2 separate regions of the Homo sapiens genome follow, and region 2 is linked to region 1. A link is a contact called in ENCODE Hi-C or POLR2A ChIA-PET data. All regions are on one chromosome and are shown on one strand. The core of a region is the stretch at or near the end of the contact, and the rest is flanking DNA. Distances in the headings are between cores, read along the strand shown. Region 1 has its middle 32 kb from the start of PGBD5. Region 2 has its middle 83 kb from the start of PGBD5.

What was found. A loop is a pair of places that touch in the nucleus more often than their neighbours do. ChIA-PET counts read pairs that join two places held with the same protein, here RNA polymerase II (POLR2A). Pooled maps may share reads with other maps.
Region 2: a map of CD14-positive monocyte shows a loop between it and region 1 (2.3-fold over the local background). The contact joins two enhancer-like sites. A Hi-C loop is called at or near these places in 2 of 168 maps with a recorded cell type or tissue (CD14-positive monocyte and sciatic nerve) and 1 of 50 pooled maps. POLR2A ChIA-PET finds 5 or more read pairs at or near these places in 4 of 52 experiments (A549, AG04450, H1 and 1 more).

What each region holds. Positions count from the first base shown.
Region 1 is chr1:230,456,706-230,460,847 of GRCh38, reverse strand. No RefSeq gene overlaps it. Among named protein-coding and RNA genes, the nearest start is that of PGBD5, 32 kb to the right of the region's middle. Within about 2 kb of position 2,172, at least 2 of the 41 ENCODE cell types and tissues checked have a DNase peak (open chromatin) inside an H3K27ac peak, as active enhancers do; they include CD14-positive monocyte, where a contact is called at or near this core.
Region 2 is chr1:230,507,004-230,510,808 of GRCh38, reverse strand. No RefSeq gene overlaps it. Among named protein-coding and RNA genes, the nearest start is that of PGBD5, 83 kb to the right of the region's middle. Within about 2 kb of position 2,553, at least 3 of the 41 ENCODE cell types and tissues checked have a DNase peak (open chromatin) inside an H3K27ac peak, as active enhancers do; they include CD14-positive monocyte, where a contact is called at or near this core.

The sequences.
Region 1 (4,142 bases), core at 923-3,422:
AACGGCCCCAGGCAAGTCCAGGGGAGGGAGGGAAGGGAAAGGAATAAGCAGGGTCCAACAAACCTCCAGGTCTCTTCGGAATGGGTCAGAAAACCATGTTGAGGATCTGAGACATGACCTGTTCTGAGAAAGCTTGGAACCTCGGACAGATAATAAGGAAATGCCAATTTCTGACCAAAATTATGCATCTCATCTCACACATGAGGACAACCAAGATGAAAGAGCTATCATGTGCCATATGTTGTTGACTAAGTTACAACTGGTATGAAAACTTATCTAGGAGAAGAAATTGTCTTTCTTAACAAGACGCTTGGTGGTAGAGGTTGGACTCTGAGACCAGAAGTTTCAGAAAACAAGAAAACACATGAGACAGTTAAACTGCCCTTTGGAGAAATAAAGATAGATTTTGGCATGGGGGAATGCTGAGAATAGAGGGGAGGAGAGAAAGAGGGAGAAAAAAACAGGATGGCTGAGCAGTATGGCATGGTATCAGAAGGAGTGGGCTATGGTGGGAAATGCCCAATTTCATGGTGTTTGCAAGCGTTTCAAGATCTTTTGGGTGCTATCACATACACTGAACCATTCTTCATCTTCCTCATCGGTTGCCCAATGGCTTTGTGTGAAATAAAGATTTTGGGTGAAAATCAAGGAAAGAGAGGTGAATTCCACATCTGGGTCAGAACAGAGGAGAGAAAGAAAGAACTCACAGGAAATAAAACATGATTGATCTCAAAAGGGTCTTGCAGCAACTCAAAGCCAGGTGCGACCATGAGATATATATTTCAGAGAATACTCAGACATCTTGTGTCAAATGTAGGCTATGAGGATCAAGTACTCAATTAGGTCACATAAGAAACCAAACCCAAGTCTCTCTTTTTTAAAATAATGACAACTAATGTTAAATGAGTGTTTATTAGGCTTTGTGCCAAGCAATTTACAAACATTATCTTCCTTTGACTTTATAACCCTAGGAGGTTAGGATTCTTATCATTATCTTTATTTGAAAATAACAAAATTGAGACTGAGAGCAGGTAATATCTTGCCCAACGGCACTCTGTAAGTGACCAAGTCACAATTTGAGCCCAGACTGTCTGACTCCAAAGCTCTACACTCACCTATGATCGTTTACAGCCCATTTTTTGCGTCAGCTGCCAAGAATGACTCGAAACCAATTAAGAGGTCGTGTGATTCACTAAAACTCTAAAACTCTTCTTGCTGAGGTCACCATTTCCCCATTGTGAAATCCAATGATCTGACTTCAGGGTAACAAAAGAAGCAAGATCCAGTTTCTTCTTCTTCTTCTTTTTTTTTTTTTTTAAAAAAAGATAATAGCTAATGTTAATCATGCAAAAAGCACATGCCAGATGCTTCTTCCCCTCCTTGGACTTCATTTTTCTCCTTAGCACTTATCACCACTTGACATTCTGTATTTAACTTGCTTATTTGTTTATTGAATCTTCCCCAAGTAGCTGTCCCCTACAGCAGAGATTTTTGTTCTGTTTTTCTTACTGCTTACACTTGTAGCAGTGTCTGGGAAATGATAGCTGCCTGATAAATATTTGTTGAATGAGCCTTAATATTTAACAAAAACAGTACAATAATCTGGAGATGTGTTAGGAGTTCTTTAAGAAGTTAAACCAGCATCTGTCCTATGACCCAGCAATTCCACTCCTAAGTATTTACCTAAAAGAAATGAAAACGTGTCGAATAAAAGTCCTGTACAAGTGTTCATGTTATCCTCATTCCTAGTAGCTGTTAACCAAAATGTGACTGAGTCAGGGCTCGGTTGATTAGAGGTTTATTTAGCCAAAGTTGAAGAAATGCCTGGGGAAAAAAGTACAAATTGTAGGAGCATCTGTGACTTACGCTTTTTCCCAAAGGAGGTTTTGGAAATTCGGTATTTAAAGGGGAATGAGCAAGCAAGAGAAGGAGAAAAAGGAGTGAGGCAGGCCATGAGGCAGATGGTTACATTCTTGTGATGCTCTGATGAACCTCAGTGAATCTACATTTTACATGTGAAAAGAGGAAATAGAGGGAAAAGTCAATTATGCATCCTCCACGCTCAGTAAATCTATGTTTTTTTGTAAGATAAAGTAAACAAGTGAAGAGAAGGACTAGAGGAAGTGAGAGTATGACATAGGTTGTGAAATTACAGCTATCTGCTTGGGAACAAAGGGAAGACAGTATTGGTGACTCAGTTCCCAAGCTCAACTTTCCCTTTGGCATAGTTTCTGTTTTTCTTTCACATAGCAAAAACTGGGAACAACCCAAATGTCTATCAACAGGAGAATGGGTAAATAATGCCAGTATATTCCTTAAATGGAATAGCACTCAGCAATAAAAGAACAAACTACTGATACAAAAAGCAGTATGTATGAATCTCAAGAGCTTATGCTGTGTGAAGTAAGCCAGATACAAAGATGTACATACTATATTATTACATTTTATGTGACTTCAAAGAACAGCAAAAGCTAACCGATGGTGACAGAAACCTGAGCAGTGGTCACCCAGGGTGCTTGGACATTGACTGGCAGGGCTGTGGGGAGCTTCCTGGGGTTAGGGAGGTGCTCTTTATCTTGTTTTGGGGAAGCAGTTACAGAAGTGTAAACAATGCTGAAACTTATCAAATGGGCCACTCAAGACACTTGCATCTTATTATGTATCGATTATAGCTCAATTTTTAAAACATCTGTTTTCTGAGGCTGGGCACGGTGGCTCACGCCTGTAATCCCAACACTTTGGGAGGCCGAAGAGGGCAGATCACAAGGTCAGGAGTTCGAGACCAGCCTGACCAACATGATGAAACCCCATCTCTACTAAAAATACAAAAATTAGCCAGGTGTGGTGACGTGCACCTGTAATCCCAGCTACTCAGGAGGCTGAGGCAGGAGAATCGCTTGAACCAGGGAGGCAGAGCTTGCAGTGAGCCAAGATCATGCTACTGCACTCCAGCCTGGGCAACGGAGTGAGACTCCGTCTCAAAAAAAAAAAAAAAAAAAATCTGTTTTCTAAATATTAGCCAGATAAAGTTAGAGAAGTGTTTCTTTTCTCTTGGGTAGCTCTAATAAAATAAATCCTATTTTCCTTTTTTCTTTTTTTTTTTTTGAGACAGAGTCTCACTCTGTCGCCCAGGGGTGCAAACTCGGCTCACTGCAACCTCTGCTGCCTGGGTTCAAGCGATTCTCCTGCCTCAGCCTGCTGAGTAGCTGGGATTATAGGTGCCTGCCACCGCACCCAGCTAATTTTTGCATTTTTTGTAGAGACAGGGTTTCACCATCTTGGCCAGGCTGGTCTTGAACTCCTGACCTCGACCCACCTTGGCCTCCCAAAGTCCTGGGATTACAGGCATGAGCCACGGCGCCAGGCCTGGAATCCTATTTTCTAGCTAGGAGATGTCATAGCCTCTGTCTCCTCATATGTCATATGAGGAATATCATGCTTACCAAATAGAATTTTTGTCAGGATTAAGTAAGATAAGGTATATAATATGCTCAGCTTCTTAGTATCTAGCACAAAATAGGTGTCCCATAAATATTAATTATCTGTCTTGGTATTAAAAATAAAAGACAAGGCACCAGTCTGATTGCTCTGCTCCAACTAATTCAAGGTTTTGGCCATATTTTATGCCCACTGGCAATTTTCTGAGCGTGTTCTTTAAATATTGAAAAATTCAGTCTATAAGACCACAAGTGCTTTTGACCTTGAAGCAAAGCAAAACTAGGTCAAATGGAATCAATTTAGATAATGGCAAAGTTAAAAGTCAGTTCTGAAATCTATTCCCTAAACTTCAGATCTATCTTTTTATTGTTAAAGCAGTGAATTATAGGAGCTACTCGCTGACAAAACCTTTTAAAAACTGTCATTTTGAGCCTCAAAGTAAATGCCTGCTAAAGGTTATGAATTTGTTCGGTGCTCTCATTTCATTATTGTACAGAACAAACATAATTATTGGTTGATTTTGCATTATTGACCTGTATAATGAACTCTGTCGCTCCGTAGTCACAGCTGAGTTTGTTCCAGGGATTCTGAGTGGTTGTTAGATCTTTGCTGTGGCTCCCTCAACTCATTTCCCCAAGAGACAGCATGACACAGCCAGGTTAGCAGATGCCAGCTCTAAGTCAGGCCATGAGAACAAGTTCTTC
Region 2 (3,805 bases), core at 1,304-3,803, 50 kb before region 1:
AAAACCCTGCCCCAAAGTGAACATGGGATGTATGTTACATATATGTTCACTCATTGTGCATGTGCCCAGCTCCCTTATAAATATGCATAGCTATTCCCTCAAACCTGCTGAATATGTATGGCTCCATTGTGTAATACAGGCCCTGTGAGGCATAAGACCCATCCTGCCCTTTCCCTCTTAGAAGAGAGGGTAACTTTTGTCCATGCCAGAGACTATCTCTTGCTGATTTGCAAACTGATATTGACAGTAAAACTCTCCTTTCTACTGTTTAGCCATCCCTGGGCTTTCGGACAACAACAACAACAACAACAACAACACACACACACACACCAGTGGAAGCACCAGGACAAAGCCTGGGACATGTCCATGCCTGGAGAGAAATATGGGGCTTCTTTGGCTTCTGAGGTATAATAAAGAATTTGTCTGGTCTTAGTCCCTCATTCCTGGGAGTTAACTCTAAAACCTTTGGGACTCCCCAAGGGATAGGAGTATGTTTTGCTATTCATTACAAGCCCCTTTCAGCCATACCCGAGTTTATGCTAAGGAGGTGACTCTATGGTCCCTTAAACAGCTTCAAGGGAGGGACTGGCCATGCCAGAAAGACCAAGCCTATGGTTAAAGGGTTGGAAGTTCAGCCAGACCCTCTGATCTCCAGGGAGAAGAAGGTGGCTGGAGGTTGAGTTCCATCACGTGGCCAGTGATTTACCCCATCCTGTCTCTCCATTAAACCAGGTGGGTGAACACAGGACAGAAGCTCCTGTGCTCATGACCCTCCTGGACCTTGTCCTGTGTGTCTCCTCATCTGTCTGTTTCTATCCTTTGTAATAAAACTGTAATCCTAAATACAGCACTGTCAGTGAGTTCTGTGAGTCATTTTAGTCAGCTCTTGAACCTCAGGGGTTGTGGCCCGAATTTGTAGCCAGTGAGTCAGACATGCAGGCAGCCCCTGAGATGTGTGGCTGGCATCTGAAGTGAGGATGAAACCGGCCCAATTTCCCCATAGAACAGATGTTTATGGGGTTTTTTTTGAGTAAACATAGAAATTGACCCTTCCAGGGTTCAGCCTGAAAGTTACATTTGTGTGTCTGAGTTCCTTCTGGCCTCCCAGATGGTATCAGGGAAGTGAAACTTACTGAATCACCACATCCAGACAGGGAGACACCAGACCCCTCACGACTGCCTAACCCACCATCTGCTTCCTGCTGACCAACTCCTCTTCCTTTCCTTACTCTTTCCCTTCCCAGCTATATTAACCCCTCATTTTAGTTGGAGGCAGAGGAGGCAGCTGACATCACCCGAATAAAGGCTTCTTCCCCAGCAAAACTTGTCTCAGGGATTGGCTTTCTGTGCAGTGAGCAAAGGGCCTAGACTGAACTGCTGGTGTTTGGTAACAAGGACAATCTTACGGAGAACTGATCCCTTAAACCTGTGGGGTATGCACAGACCCTGGGTGGTGAGCATCAGAATTGAACTGAATTGCTGGACACCCACCTGATATCCCAGAATTGGTGTCAGAACAGCTTTCATGGTGCAAAAGCAGAGCTCTGCTTCCCACTGAGGCATGCATAACAGAGGATGCTCCCAAATAACAAGAGGCGTTGGCTCCTTGGCAACCAAAAAAATGACAGCTCCCAATTTCAGATGGTCCGATCTATCTATCTTTTACAAATATGGTATCTTTTCCTAATTTTTTTTTTTAAATGAAGTCTCTGTCACCCAGGCTGGAGTGCCATTGCGTGATCTGGGGTCATTTGCAACCTCCGCCTCTGGAATTCAAGCAATTCTCATGTCTCGGCCTTCCGAGTGAGTAGCTGAGATTACAAGTGCCTGCCACCATGCCCAGCTAATTTTTGTATTTTTATTAAAGATGGGATTTCACCATGTTGGCCAGGCTGGTCTTGAACTCCTGACCACAGGTGATCCACCCACCTCAGCCTACCAAAGTGCTGGGATTACAGCCATGAGCCACTGTGCCTGGCCAACCTCCATGTTTAGATTTATGACTGCCTGTAACTTCTGCCTCCCTAAAATGTACAAAACCAAACTTTAATCTGACCACCACAGGACCACTTACTCAAGGCTTCTTGAGATTGTGTTTTCACTGGGCTGTGGTCACTCTTATTGGCTCAGAATAAAACATTTTACAGATTTTGGTTTTTCTGTTAACAGCGCTATACATCTCTCTGAGCCTTAGCTTCTTCATATGTAAAAAGACAGGCTTGGATGATGTAAGGTTTAGGGTACTTCTAACTATAAAATTCCATAAATTATATTCTGATTCTAGTTTTAAAAAATTAAGAAACTATTGAAGCCACTGATGATTCACTTATACACAAAATGACAAAACCCACACAACATATGCCTTCGCATGAGTTTGAAATCTTACTAACAACAACAAAAAAATGTGTTTGTATTCTGTAGTGGTCATTTAATCAAATGGCTGCATGAAAATGTCCTGCCTCCACCCACTCTGCATCTAAACAGCAATTCTGGATAAATCACAGCTGGCTGTGCTGAACGTGGCTGGCAGAGAGGGCGCACAGGCCTCATGGGAGGGGCCGGCCTCGTGGCAAGGGAGGTTGACACAGTGTGTGGCTGAGCCATGACTTCACTCTGGACACACTCCTTCTGTCGTTTCCTCTCTGCCAACTTTCTCCAGGATTTCCCCTTACCGCCCCTAAACAGAATTCTGCAGTCTCATTGTAGAAACCATGTCTTTTATTTTCTTTATTCCGATTCTTTGACATCTTAGGACCTTGTGGACCCTGGAGAGACTGCTCCTCCCAGGTTAACCAATTCCTACAGAGAGTAAAGGACCAGTGCCTTCTATATGCAAACCAACCCATCCAGAGCCCCCACTGCCACCATCTCCCCTATGAGCTGTCATGGTCTGGCCACTATCCACCTGCCTCTCCATGCCCCAGAGCACACTGAAATTATTCAAACCAGCCAAGCCTAAGCTTGTTTGCCCTGCCCTGCCAGTTCCTTCCTATAGAAACCACAATAAAGCTCCTGCCCACAGGCTCTCACATCCCTCTGCCTCCTGATCAAGCCCAGTGCTTCCCCCCGTGGTCCTGTACAGCACAGAATGCTCTCTCTTCTTGGATCTATGACAGACAAACTCTTTTCAATAGTAGATATTTCCTGATCTGTTGGCCTTACTATATCTAAATAATAATAATAAAACCTACATTAAAAAACCCATGGTGCATTAATTCCCTGAACATTATCCCCAACTGTGGCCCTAAGCCCTTTGTGCCACCTATCATGGCACCATGGACTGCCTTTGCATGCTACTTCCTTTCTGTTCCCAGATCAGCCTATGACAGATGAATACCAAAGGTTCGCTTCATCCCCACATCTCTTCTGTCTCTGACCACTACACTTCTCATCACGTCTGCAGGGGCTGCTGAAGCAGTGAACTCAGATTGGCTACAACTTTGCAACTACCATCCTGAGTGGCAGTGGCCATCCACCCACATACTCATCTCTTCCTGGAATTGAATTCCATCATTTCTGCTTGTGCAGAAAGGTCAAAGCTCCTTTTTGATTCTTGGGTAGAATTTTGCCTCTCGGGTCTTGAAGGAATGAAGTGACTACTCCACCCTCCTTACTTCCCCACTTGGCCTCTTGGATTTGCAGGTCTGGACTTCCTACGTGAGCTGCAAAATCTCCACGCTCACCCCTGTAACAGGCCCACATCCTGTTTCCTCGCAGCCCTTACCATCTGCTCCATGGCCTGGCAGACAGTGTCTGGCACCCAGAGTGGTAAAGTGGAAAGGCCCCACAGGTGAGGTCAGTCCCC